3 separate regions of the Homo sapiens genome follow, and regions 1 and 3 are each linked to region 2. The links are chromatin contacts, found by Hi-C in ENCODE. All regions are on one chromosome and are shown on one strand. Each heading gives the region's core, a stretch centred on a gene start or an enhancer-like site at or near the end of the contact. The rest is flanking DNA. Distances are from core to core; before and after follow the strand shown. Region 1 holds the start of CARNMT1 (carnosine N-methyltransferase 1). Region 2 holds the start of PTAR1 (protein prenyltransferase alpha subunit repeat containing 1). Region 3 holds the start of RFK (riboflavin kinase).

The links. A loop is a pair of places that touch in the nucleus more often than their neighbours do. Pooled maps may share reads with other maps.
Region 1: a loop to region 2 is called in a pooled map, with 11 times the contacts of the local background. The contact joins the promoter of CARNMT1 here to the promoter of PTAR1 in region 2. A Hi-C loop is called at or near these places in 10 of 50 pooled maps.
Region 3: a loop to region 2 is called in a map of B cell, with 29 times the contacts of the local background. The contact joins the promoter of RFK here to the promoter of PTAR1 in region 2. A Hi-C loop is called at or near these places in 2 of 168 maps with a recorded cell type or tissue (B cell and naive thymus-derived CD4-positive, alpha-beta T cell), 1 of 37 single-sample maps with no recorded cell type and 7 of 50 pooled maps.

What each region holds. Positions count from the first base shown.
Region 1 is chr9:75,026,604-75,030,577 of GRCh38, reverse strand. It overlaps CARNMT1 (carnosine N-methyltransferase 1), which reads left to right and starts at 2,285. Exons shown (of 8, transcript NM_152420.3): 1 at 2,285-2,566. The coding sequence starts at 2,337. RefSeq lists a silencer at 2,064-2,753 and an enhancer at 3,404-3,453.
Region 2 is chr9:69,758,466-69,762,223 of GRCh38, reverse strand. It overlaps PTAR1 (protein prenyltransferase alpha subunit repeat containing 1), which reads left to right and starts at 2,213. Exons shown (of 8, transcript NM_001099666.2): 1 at 2,213-2,371. The coding sequence starts at 2,286. It overlaps LOC105376076 (a long non-coding RNA gene), which reads right to left and starts at 2,129. Exons shown (of 4, transcript XR_929910.3): 1 at 1,751-2,129. RefSeq lists silencers at 1-151, 2,056-2,525 and enhancers at 336-1,191, 2,666-2,715.
Region 3 is chr9:76,392,372-76,396,146 of GRCh38, reverse strand. It overlaps RFK (riboflavin kinase), which reads left to right and starts at 1,721. Exons shown (of 4, transcript NM_018339.6): 1 at 1,721-2,057; 2 at 3,578-3,729. The coding sequence starts at 1,976. It also overlaps a transcript of GCNT1 not described here. RefSeq lists enhancers at 1,063-1,302, 1,480-1,774, 1,637-2,450 and silencers at 1,583-1,642, 1,663-1,742, 1,783-2,272.

The sequences.
Region 1 (3,974 bases), core at 1,036-3,535, 5.3 Mb before region 2:
ATAACTTTAATTTGAAAATGTTTATTCTACCTCCGAGGATATTTCAAAGTATGGAGCTGATTATCTTTATCCATGACATTCTGGCCTTTATCAATTAGGTCATTCAGACCTATATCAATACATTTAATGAATTACAACATGTAAAACTTCTGTGCATGTGTACATGAGAACAGTATTAGAAACAGCTACTACTATGAGTGTTTATACATAACTTCCGAACAATTAGTGTTTGGAAAAATAGACATTAGATAGAAAATCTGGAAGAATGGGCAAGGAATTGGTATATTGTGTCTGGAGAGGAACATAGCTGGCTAGGGACAGGTAAAACAATTATTCACACTTGGCCGAGCGTGGCGGCTCACGCCTGTAATCCCAGCACTTTGGGAGGCCCAGGCAGGTGGATTGCCTGAGTTCAGGGAGACTAACCTGCGCAACATGGTGAAATCCCGTCTCTACTTTAGTATTTTCAAATACAAAAAATTAGCCAGGTGTGGTGGCGCATGCCTGTAATCCCAGCTACTCGGGATGCTGAGGCAGGAGAATCGCTTGAGCCTGGAAGGCCGGGAGGTTGCAGTGAGCTGAGATCGTGCCACTGCACTCCAGCCTGGGCAGCAGAGCGAGACTGTCTCCAATTCATATTTGTAATCCTTTGCACTTTCTTTTTGAATTTTGAAACATGTATTACTGCATTACTATTAATAGACTCACGTTTTAGAAAACTTTTATATAAAAATGTTGTCATTTTAAGCATTACCTTTATTTCAACTATTAATTTAAATTATGAAAATATGAAGCCACTTCACTTTCAATATGGTTGTAACTTTTTAACAGACTTTGTGGTCACTGGGCATATTTAACCCCTCGAATAAAGCAATCTTTCCCTTTTATCATTACTTTGTAAGACTCATTTGCTGGGTGGTGGATTAAATTGAACAGAATAAGTTATTTCTTTTTCTTTTCTTTTTTTTTTTTTTTTGAGACGCTGTCTCGCTCTGTCGCCCAGGCTGGATGGCACGATCTCGGCTCACTGCAAGCTCCGCCTCCCGGGTTCACGCCATTCTCCTGCCTCAGTCTCCAGAGCAGCTGCGACTACAGGCGCCAGCCACCAAGCCCGGCTAATTTTTTGTGTTTTTAGTAGAGACGGGGTTTCACCATGTAAGCCAGGATGGTCTTGATCTCCTGACCTCGTCATCCGCCCACCTAGGCCTTCCAAAGTGCTGGGATTACAAGCGTGATTCACCGCGCCCGGCCCCAGAATAAGTTATTTCCCAAGAGCCACCCTTAGATGCTGGTAGGTGTAATGGTCTTCCCAAGACCAGGTGCTGGATAGAAGGTCCTTGCATTTTCCTCATCTGTTGCCATCCTCAGTAAAGGAGGAATTAGGACTGCCGCAAGCCCCTAAAGACTGGAAAGATGGGACGGGCGCGATGGCTCACGCCTGTAATCCCAGCAATTTGGGAGGCCGAGGAGGGTGGATCGCCTGAGGCCAGGAATTCCAGACCAGCCTGGCCAACATGGTGAAACCCCATCTCTACTAAAAATACTAAAATTAGCCGGGCGTGGTGGCGCGCGCCTGTAATCCCAGCCACTCGGGAGGCAGAAGCAGGAGAATCGCTTGAACCCAGGAAGCAGAGGTTGCAATGAGCCGAGATCGCACCACTGCACTCCAGCCTGGGCGACAGAGTGGGGAAAAAAAAAAAAGTGAAAAGATGATGGCGCCCACTTCCGACCCCCTTAAGTAATTAAAAATAGGAATTCATTTAGGAAGTGAATTAAAACTTAAATTAGGGTGGATACAAGACGTTCCTTCTAGACTTTCTGAAATAAAAATTCCGAATAAAATCATCAAAGCCGAACTTTTCCTTTTTGCCTTTCCCTTCTTTGCTAGTGCCTGGGACCGCGTTCAGCCTCCAGCTCAACAATCCGGCACTCGCCGGCTTTTAAGTCCCACCCACGCGGCCGCGCACAGGTAACGGCAGTGCCAGTCCCACCCCACCTACGAGCTCCTCCTCCGCCTCCCACCAAGGGGCCTTGGCCCCGCCCTTGGAAGCGTGGTTGTGACGTCAGCGCGCTGTCTCCGAAGCCCGGCAGCAAATGAGCGCAGACCGCACGGGCCCTCCGCGTACCAAGGCACACGCATGCGCATTGGTTCTGGGAGCCCTGAAGACCTGGCGGAGCCCAGCGCGGATGGAGGCCTGAGGGTGGCGGGGGCGGAGCGCGCCGCGAGCTGGGGGCATGTCCGCGGCGGGCGCCGTCTAGAGGAAGGCCAAGCAGCCGCCACCACGCTGTCGGTCGCGGAGAGACGCAAGCGAGCCAGGCCGAGGGCCGCGGCGGCGATGCAGCGACGGCGTCGCCCTCCGCCGCCCACCTCCCGGCTGCCCGAGGGCTGCGGGGGAGGAGGCGGTGGCAGCGAGGAGGTGGAAGTGCAGTTTTCCGCCGGGCGTTGGGGCTCGGCCGCGGCGGTTTCGGCGGCAGCGGCGGCGGCCACGCGCAGCACCGAGGAGGAGGAGGAGAGGCTTGAGCGTGAGCACTTCTGGAAGATCATTAATGCCTTCCGCTACTACGGGTAAGGAGCCCGTGGCGGACCCCGGCCCAGACCGTCGGGGCGCCCACTGGTGGCGGCGGACCCGCCGGAACGGGGGCGCTCGCCGTCCCGCCGCCACGCCTCCGAGGCGTCGGGACCCGGCTGCTGCAGCTGACCTCCGGGCCCCGAGTCACCTCGCACCACCCCAGCCCCTCCCGGCCCTGCACACCCGCGTGTCCGCCGCGCCGTCTGCTGCACAGCCTCGTGTCTTCTGACCTCAGGATCAGATTAGCTCTCCTGCCTCCGTCCTCGTAAAGGTTTGGCTTTGAGGCCGATGGGGGTGACCAGAGAAGCGCTGTAACAATTTCAGATAGAAGACGATGGTGGTACAATCGTCCACTGCTGGGCTGATTGGTGTGTGTGGTCGATGTCCTCCAAACTGAACACACGGAGAGCCCAAGTTCACCTACGCGTGGGATGCTGTAGGACGTATTTTCCCAAACTGTTACCAGTGCTTGTAAGAGCAGTTTAAGATTTCCACCCACCCCTCTTTGGCGCTGTGAACGCACTTGCACTTTTGTGTGAGCGATTGAATGATGCTGCTCAGTGTCTTTAACTGGTGGGTGATTAAGGGCGGAAGTGGTCCGGATATTCTAAAATTTGCTAATTATTAGGAGAGATGAGAGAAGTCACAATAAGAGCTGCCTTTACGTTCTTTTTTTCTGCAAATCTGTATCTAATTCTCCCTGGTGTGCTAGGCACTGTGGTAGGACCTTTATGCTCCTCATTCATAAAAACAGCTCCCTAACTTCCACGTTTCTTCTAGATAGATGTTAAAGTAGCTTAATCACAAAATTATAATTCCAAGAGCTGAAAGGGACTTAAATCAACTGGATTTTCAGGTGAAGATAACACTTTTATTCACGTAAGAGATATGAGTCCACCGGTGACTATGTTCTGAGGCTGCAGTTGGAATCAGACAGACATGACCTCCTACGCAGGTAAACCTGTTCCCATAGGTGGGTTCCTGCTGTGCTTTATGCAAAGTTTTTTTATATTGTTCATCTTATGTATTATAGTTGTTTTTATAAATCTCTTGCTTTGCTGTGACCTCCTCAAGGGCAGGGGCTGAGTCTTTTTTATTTTTATGTCACTAGTGCTTGGCATATGTTGTTTAAGCTCTATTTTTAACAAAACAAATAGTAGCAAAGAAATACATTTCTCATTCCCAAATAGTCTGTCAAGTTTTTGACTGATAGTTAAATTAGTTTACTAGTCTGAATTTAGAAGCTTGCTTAGTGAAAGCTTAAAGTTATTTGGAATCTGATTGTATATGTGATAGGAACTTTTGAACTTCGAAGATCTTGATGAAATAATTTACTGATTAAACCCAGAAATAGGGACCAGGGACAGCATTACTTTACGGAGCCCAAAAGAGAAGTTTGGATAT
Region 2 (3,758 bases), core at 964-3,463:
AGCCTCCCAAGTAGCTGGAGCTACAGGCATGCACCACGACGCCCAGCTAATTTTGTATTTTAAGTAGAGACGGGGTTTCACCCTGTTGGCCAGGCTGGTCTCAAACTCCTGATCTCAGGTATCCACCCGCCTCGGCCTCCCAAAGTGCTGGGATTACAGGCGTGAGACACCGTGCCCGGCCGACTTTACTAATTCTTAATCCTGTCCCACCTTGCTGGCTACAATTTTGTGAAACTTCTATCTCACTTCTTTTTTTTTTTTTTTAGATGGAGTCTTGCTCTGTCGCCAGGCTGGAGGGCAGTGGCGCGATCTCCACTCACTGCAACCTCCTACTTCCGCGTTCAAGCGCTTCTCCTGCCTCAGCCTCCCAAGTAGCTGGGATTACAAGCACGTGCCACCACGCCCAGCTAATTTTATATTTTTAGTAGAGACGGCGTTTCACTGTCTTGGCCACGATGGTCTCGAACTCCTGACCTCGTGATCCTTCCGCCTCTGCCTCCCAAAGTGCTGGGATTACAGGTGTAAGCCACCGTGCCCGGTCCTATCTCACTTCTTTTACAACCAGAAGGCTAACTCCAGCCTTTATAAACATACCCACAGGAAATACTGGCCACTGAGTATAGTAAATTTATATTTTTCGTTTATATTTCTCATTCACTTTACATGCAATAGATAGCTTTTACTTTTACAATCATAAAAACTACTTCAAACGCTCCGCATATGTTCACATTAAACACACCATGAGTTTATTTTTTTAATAGCTTTTTAAAGATACAGATTTCTTTTTTTTTTTTTTTGAGACAGAGTCTCGCTCTGTCGCCCAGGCCGGACTGCGGACTGCAGTGGCGCAATCTCGGCTCACTGCAAGCTCCGCTTCCCGGGTTCACGCCATTCTCCTGCCTCAGCCTCCCGAGTAGCTGGGACTACAGGCGCCCGCCACCGCGCCCAGCTAATTTTTTGTATTTTTAGTAGAGACGGGGTTTCACCTTGTTAGCCAGGATGGTCTCGATCTCCTGACCTCATGATCCACCCGCCTCGGCCTCCCAAGGTGCTGGGATTACAGGCGTGAGCCACCGCGCCCGGCCTTTTTTTAAAGACGGAGTCTCGCTCTGTCGCCCAGGCTGGAGTGCAGTGGGGAGTAGCTGGGATTACAGGCGCCCGCCACCACGCCCGGCTTTTTTTTTTTTTTTTTTTTTTTTGTATTTTTAGTAGAGACGGGGTTTCACCGTGTTAGCCAGGATGGTCTCGATCTCCTGACCTTGTGATCCGCCCGCCTTGGCCCCCCAAAGTGCTGGGATTACAGGCGTGAGCCACCGCACCTGGCCAGATTTCAAGGGTGGAAGAATAAAACTGAACCAAGGGCAGCCAGATTTTTCTACCAGAGGTGCAAAAGAAAACCTGATACACAAAAATTTTAGTTATGGCATTTCAAAATCCTAAATAAACTAGAAAGCTCGTTTTTCCTACAAAAATTTATTTTTGCTATTATGAACAAACCCTGTCAGAGCCTTGATCCTTTTTTTTAAATTCCAAAATTGACGCAAAGGCTACCAAATGCAGTACAAAATGAAGTCGAAAAATCTAAAAACGATTTCACTTCTACTTCCTACATACAGATGGCAAATAACTTTTCCTTCACTTTCCTTTCTCTTCCTTTAATAAATTTAAGAATTTTAATTAATGTTTTTTAAAAAGGCTGCTTTCAAGTTCAGAGACAAAAATTGGCACAGTTAGAAAGGAGGTCACCAACACGGTCAAATAGGGACTCGCTCCGCCGCAATGCCTCTGGACCTCTTCATCTCTCAGGCTGGGAAAATAAAGCAGACAAGCTCTGAAAAACGCCCGGGACTAACTGTTAAGAGGCCCTGCATCCTCAGTTGAACATTCCTTCAGGAATGCCCGGGGACCTTGCTGGGGGGGTTCAGGAAGGTGTCTGACTCTCTGGGAGTGTGTCTTGAGGTTTCGCCTAAAACTTAAAATAAGAAAATCGGAGGCCTGAGAGAACTTTGCAAACAAATGTCCAGCATCTTCTCTGACGCTTAGAAAGTCCGTTACCCGCGCGGAGGCGAACTTCTCCACTCACTGGAAGGCCACCAACCCTAGCTAACGCCACGCCCAGGCCGCCAACTGGCTGACCCGGAAGTGCTCGGCGGCGGCCGCGGCGGCGGGGACGCGGCCTAGCCGAAGCACCCGCGCGCGCGCGCGCGCGCTCGTTCTCCGCGGAACTCCCGCCGGCGGCCCGGCTCACGCGGAGGCGCGCCCGAACTGTCGCGGCCGCCGCCAACATGGCCGAGACCAGCGAGGAGGTGGCGGTGCTGGTGCAGCGGGTTGTGAAGGACATCACTAACGCCTTCAGGAGGAACCCACACATGTGAGTCGCGCGCCTCCGCCGCCTCCGAGGGTCGTCGGGAGCGGGCGGGGGCGGGGCCAAGCGTCCACCCGACCTCGGGCGGCGGGCGGACAGCGGGTCCTGGCCCACGAGCCCTTCTAGGGAGGAGGCAGAGCCGTGTCGGGCGGGACCGTTGTCGGCCGCCGCTGGCCCGGCTTTCCGCTACCGGGACGCGCTCGCGGTCGAGTCCCTAGAAGTGACCTCAAAAAATCAAAACGGAACTACTTTCTCTGTCCCTCCCCACCTTTTCATAGGAGTTCACGAAACTCCAGAGACGTCCCCCGTAGGTCGACATCCTTCCTGTGTTTAAGGTACTCGGGCGCACACAACGATGTGGGTCCGTGTATGCCTTGTAAACACAACTCTTGAGATTCATCCCGGACGTTGGCAAGAGGGGGTAACCGATCCTCTTACTTTTAATGAGCCTCAAACCCCTCAGTTTACTAACTAAAGGTGGTTTGAGGCTGCTTTTGACTTTAGCCTTACTTGCCACAAAATTGTAAAGTGACTCCGATAATACATTGTGTTTTGAAAGGTGAACAGAACATTCTCAAGAGAAGCTTCTGTGGGCGCAGTGTGGAGTCTGGGATAAAGCAAATGAAACCTTGATACTTTTTAGCATAAGCGGATTCATAGTTACAAGGAGCATGTTAACTCATTTTTATCCCAACACTGCTGCCCTCTTTAACGGGACACTGCAGAACTGACATATGTATCTCTTCCATTTTACTTGAAGTACTGTGGGAAGATACCGCAAGAGTCTACTTTTTGTAACACTTTGCTTTTATGTAACAAGTGAAAAGAAAGCTATTGAGAGAGAGAGAGAGATCTACATTATACAAAGGTGTAGGGAAGAAGCAACAATGTACCTCCTTTCCCATACCTCTTCCTCCTCAAAGAAAAGAAACATGGCATCCAGTTCTGCATTACTTTCATTTTAGCTAGTTGTTTTTGGAGTTTATTTTTTTTTTTTTTAGTTTATTATTTTTTATTATTATTTAATTTATTTTTATTTTATTCTTTAGACTGGAGCTCATGATTTTTTTTTTTAAGTATTCTAACCGGTTCAGCTTTTCTGCCTAAAAAAGTTGCCAAACGTGTATCTTACCAAAGTGTTCTTTTCCTCCAAGGTGATGATTGTAAAACAGTTAAGAAGCCGTTGGATGTTTTGCTCCCTTGTGGCACACAATTGGAGACGTGCAACTGTGCCACATTAAAAACAAAACACTGCTGGCCTCAAAACACACCTGCCACCTCTGACAGCATCCACTTCCCTCCCCCTTATGACTGCTGCCTTTTTCAAAATGAGAGTGTTTGGAATGATTTCCTGGCAGTATCCATAGTGGTTGCTGAGCCTTCTAAAGAATGC
Region 3 (3,775 bases), core at 472-2,971, 6.6 Mb before region 2:
CTTCTTGCAACCTAGGGCTTAGTGGCGTAAGACCCAGGGATGATTTATCAAGTTCTCACCTCCAGGCTTTTCTTATTAGGTGTATCACTGCTGATGAAGTTAAAAATATACCATTCTTGCATATTGACTATTTTGAATTAAAAGCACTTGAAAAACAATAGATACAAAAAAATCATTCTGACCTCTTTTCTGTTTCTTAGAAGCAGATGAAATTACCATATGAGAGACATCCTCCCTATATTAGAAGGAATGCAGCACTCTTATTAAGGACGGGAGTCAAGAGTGAGAGAATCCTGTACACACCTTGCTAAAATAACTCTTAAGCCTCTCCAGATAACTTAATTGCTTTTCACAACTTGCTATTACTACTCTTACTACCGGTATTACTATTATCGTTATTCTCATTATTCTTTGTTTAATTCCGTATAGATAAGTAACTGACCATAATTGCTTCTTTGGGTCCTTCTCTCCCTTCCCTTCCCTTTTCTTCCCTTTCACTTTCCCTTCCCCTTTCCTTTCCCTTCCCTCCCTTCCTTCTTCTTCTCTAGTTCTTTTAAGGGGTGAGGGTGTCTCACTGTGTCGCCCAGTCTGGAGTGCAGTGGCGTTATCATAGCTCAGTGCAGCCTCGACCTCCTGGGCTCAATCAATCCTCCCGCGTCGGCCTCTCAAACTACTGGGAATACAGGCGTGAGCCACCAAGCCTGGCCTAGAACATAAATTTAATATCAGGTAAATCTTATCAGAGATGCATACATGTAAGGTAGAAAGAGACTACACGGTCTGCACAGAATTTTATACAAATGTATAGAGCAAAAAAGAAAAAAATTAAACTTCTCTGGATTCCATTGATTAAAAATTTAAAAAAATAAATAAAAAACTTCTTTGTCTTCGAGACGTTAAGAGGATGCACCTTCTTATAACCTTGCACCCTGCATATCCTGTGAGTGAGCCCAGAGCTACTTCCCTAGGAGCGTGCGTATTTACAGTTCCGAGGGTACGAAGGCCTCTATCTGCATTGCAGTAGAGGGACGGCCTGTTATCGGGCTTGTGAAATTGTCAAGAAGACAGCCTGGAGGGGACAGTCACCGCCCATGTCGGTAACCTTCCACTAGTCTCTGGGGTTAACAGCGTCACAGACAGGGACTTCTCCCTTGGAGCTTACATTCGAATATATTAATAACTCCAGAACGTGGTCAGTGGTCCTGGAGGACGACCGCTTCTGGTAGGGCGGCCAGGAAAAGCCTCTGTGAAGAGGCGATCTTTGAGCTGAATTTTGGAGCTTTAATAAATACTTAAAGAGCGAACGGAACGAGCGATGCCTGACGTTCAACCCAGCGGTTGCCAAGGAGCTAAAGAGCGTCTCACTTTGGCTTCCGGATTGTTATGAACAGGAGGAAGGAGAAAAAAAAACCAGAATTGTTCGAGAATTGTGCTTTCGCGGCTCTCAGGCTGAAAACGGGGTTTCCACATTAGTTCCCATCGCCAGGGGCTGAAACGAAGCCCGGGATCCAGACATTAGGCGCCTGGGGCGGGAGCCTGCAGCGGGAGCTTGCGGCGGGAGCCGGGCGAGGCAGCGGCGGGGCGGGGCCATGATGGGGCGGGGCTACGGAAGCCGAGCGGGCTCGAGGCGTTCGGCTGAGGAAGGGAGCGCACGCCGGCGGCGCGGAGGCCGGCTCTGCGCTTCGGGCCGCCCCCTCCCCCCACCCCGCTCACACCCGGCACTTACTTCGGCTGTCTCCGCTGCCCTCCAGCGGAGACGCAGCTCCTCAGGCGCCCGGCGGTATTTGTTGGGTCGGCGGCGTCAGGGATTCGCAGTGGCCTGTGGTCGGCGTCGTCCGGCCACTGGTGCGCCCCCGCGGCAGGCAGAGCTCACGCTCCTGTCCCCCGGCTGGTCCGGGGTCTGGGCGCCGCGTCGACGGCGGCTCCGCAGGACGCGCAGACCGGGCCGCAGCCCATTCCCCGAGCGGACTGCATTATGAGGCACCTGCCTTACTTCTGCCGGGGTCAAGTGGTGCGGGGCTTCGGCCGCGGCTCCAAGCAGCTGGGCATCCCCACAGGTGAGAGCAGGGCGGCCAGAGTCCCCCGGGCCGGGTCACGTGGGGAGCGGGGAGAGACGGCAGCCGGGGACTTGGGACCGGGGCGTGGGGCCTCCGGACCGCGGGCAGAGAGCACACCCTTCCTCCTCCCGCATCCCCTTGTCTGTGGCGGAGGACCGTTGGCTCGGTTGAGGGAGCTTGTCCCTGCTTCTGGCTCCGAGCTCCGCGGGGACGGGGTTGAGGGGTGGTGAGGGCCGGAAGCCCGAGATGAATCGCAGGATTCCCCGTTCACGCCTCCTTGGCCAGCCAAGGTACAGTTGGTCAAGCATTGCGCTTGTCTTGCCCATTAGAGACGTAACGTGGGCCAGAACGGCTGAACTCGCAAGCCGGGTCTAAGGTGGTTTTGTTTTTAATTTGTAATTATGTAATGTCCAAATGATAACATAGGTAGTTGAATGAGAGTCAGCTAACCTTCTTGGTCTGTCTACATTAATTTCAATAATCGAGACCTGACTGTAATTCATCCTTAGAAATACATGCCAGAGCTGCGTCTTGACTTGTTAAGTCAGCCTTGAGCTTGTGTATTTGAAAAATAAGAAGCTTTGGCCGGGCGTGGTGGCTCACGCCTGTAATCCCAGCACTTTGGGAGGCCGAGGCGGGCGGATCATCTGAGCTCAGGAGTTCGAGATCAGCCTGGCCAACATGGTAAAACCCCGTCTCTGCTAAAAATACAAAAATTAGCTGGGCATGGTGGCGCGTGCCTGTCATCCCAGCTACTCGGGAACCTGAGGCAGGAGAATCGCTTGAACCCAGGAGACGGAGGCTGCAGTGAGGCGAGATCGTGCCACTGCCCTCCAGCCTGGGCGACAGAGTGAGACACCGTCTCAAAAAAAAAAAAAAAAGAAAGAAACTTTTCAGGTGATTCAGTACCTGGTTAGGAAAGAACAGATCTGAAAAAATCCATCTACTCTGGTACTTGTTTTTTGCATCCTACTCAAAGAGTATGGATTTTTTTGGAGAGCTTTATATACTTACCTGGTACTTTATTCATAACCTATTCACATGAATAGGAGAGGGAAATCTGAGCCGGAAAATGGAAGGATGGGATTGATACTTACAGGCAAAGTTGTAGGAGTCTTGTGAATGTAATGATTTACATTAGCCTTGCATGTGATTTTTACAAATGTTTGTTTCTTATTATTATTTTGAGACAGAATCTGGCTCTGCCACTCAGGCTGGAGTGCAGTGGTAGTGCGATCATAGCTTACTGCAGCCTCCATCTGCTGGGCTCAACTGACCCTCCTGCCTCAGCCTCTCTGGTAGCTTAGACTATAGGTGCAGGCCACCATCCCCAGCTAATTTTTTAATAGAGGTAAGATCTCACTATGTTACCCGGGCCGGTCTCAAACCCCAGAGCTCAACATGAGCCTCCTGCCTTGGCCTCTCAAAGTCCTAGAATTACAGACATGAGCCACTGCACTCGGCTACAGGCATTTAATACGAAATTTGTAAGACTCAAAATATTTTCTTCTGTTGTTTAGCTAATTTTCCTGAGCAAGTGGTAGATAATCTTCCAGCTGATATATCCACTGGTATTTACTATGGTTGGGCCAGTGTTGGAAGTGGAGATGTCCATAAGATGGTGGTGAGCATAGGATGGAACCCATATTACAAGAATACGAAGAAGTCTATGGTAAGCATTATATTTTGCTCTGTAACCGAAAATGGTATGATGACTT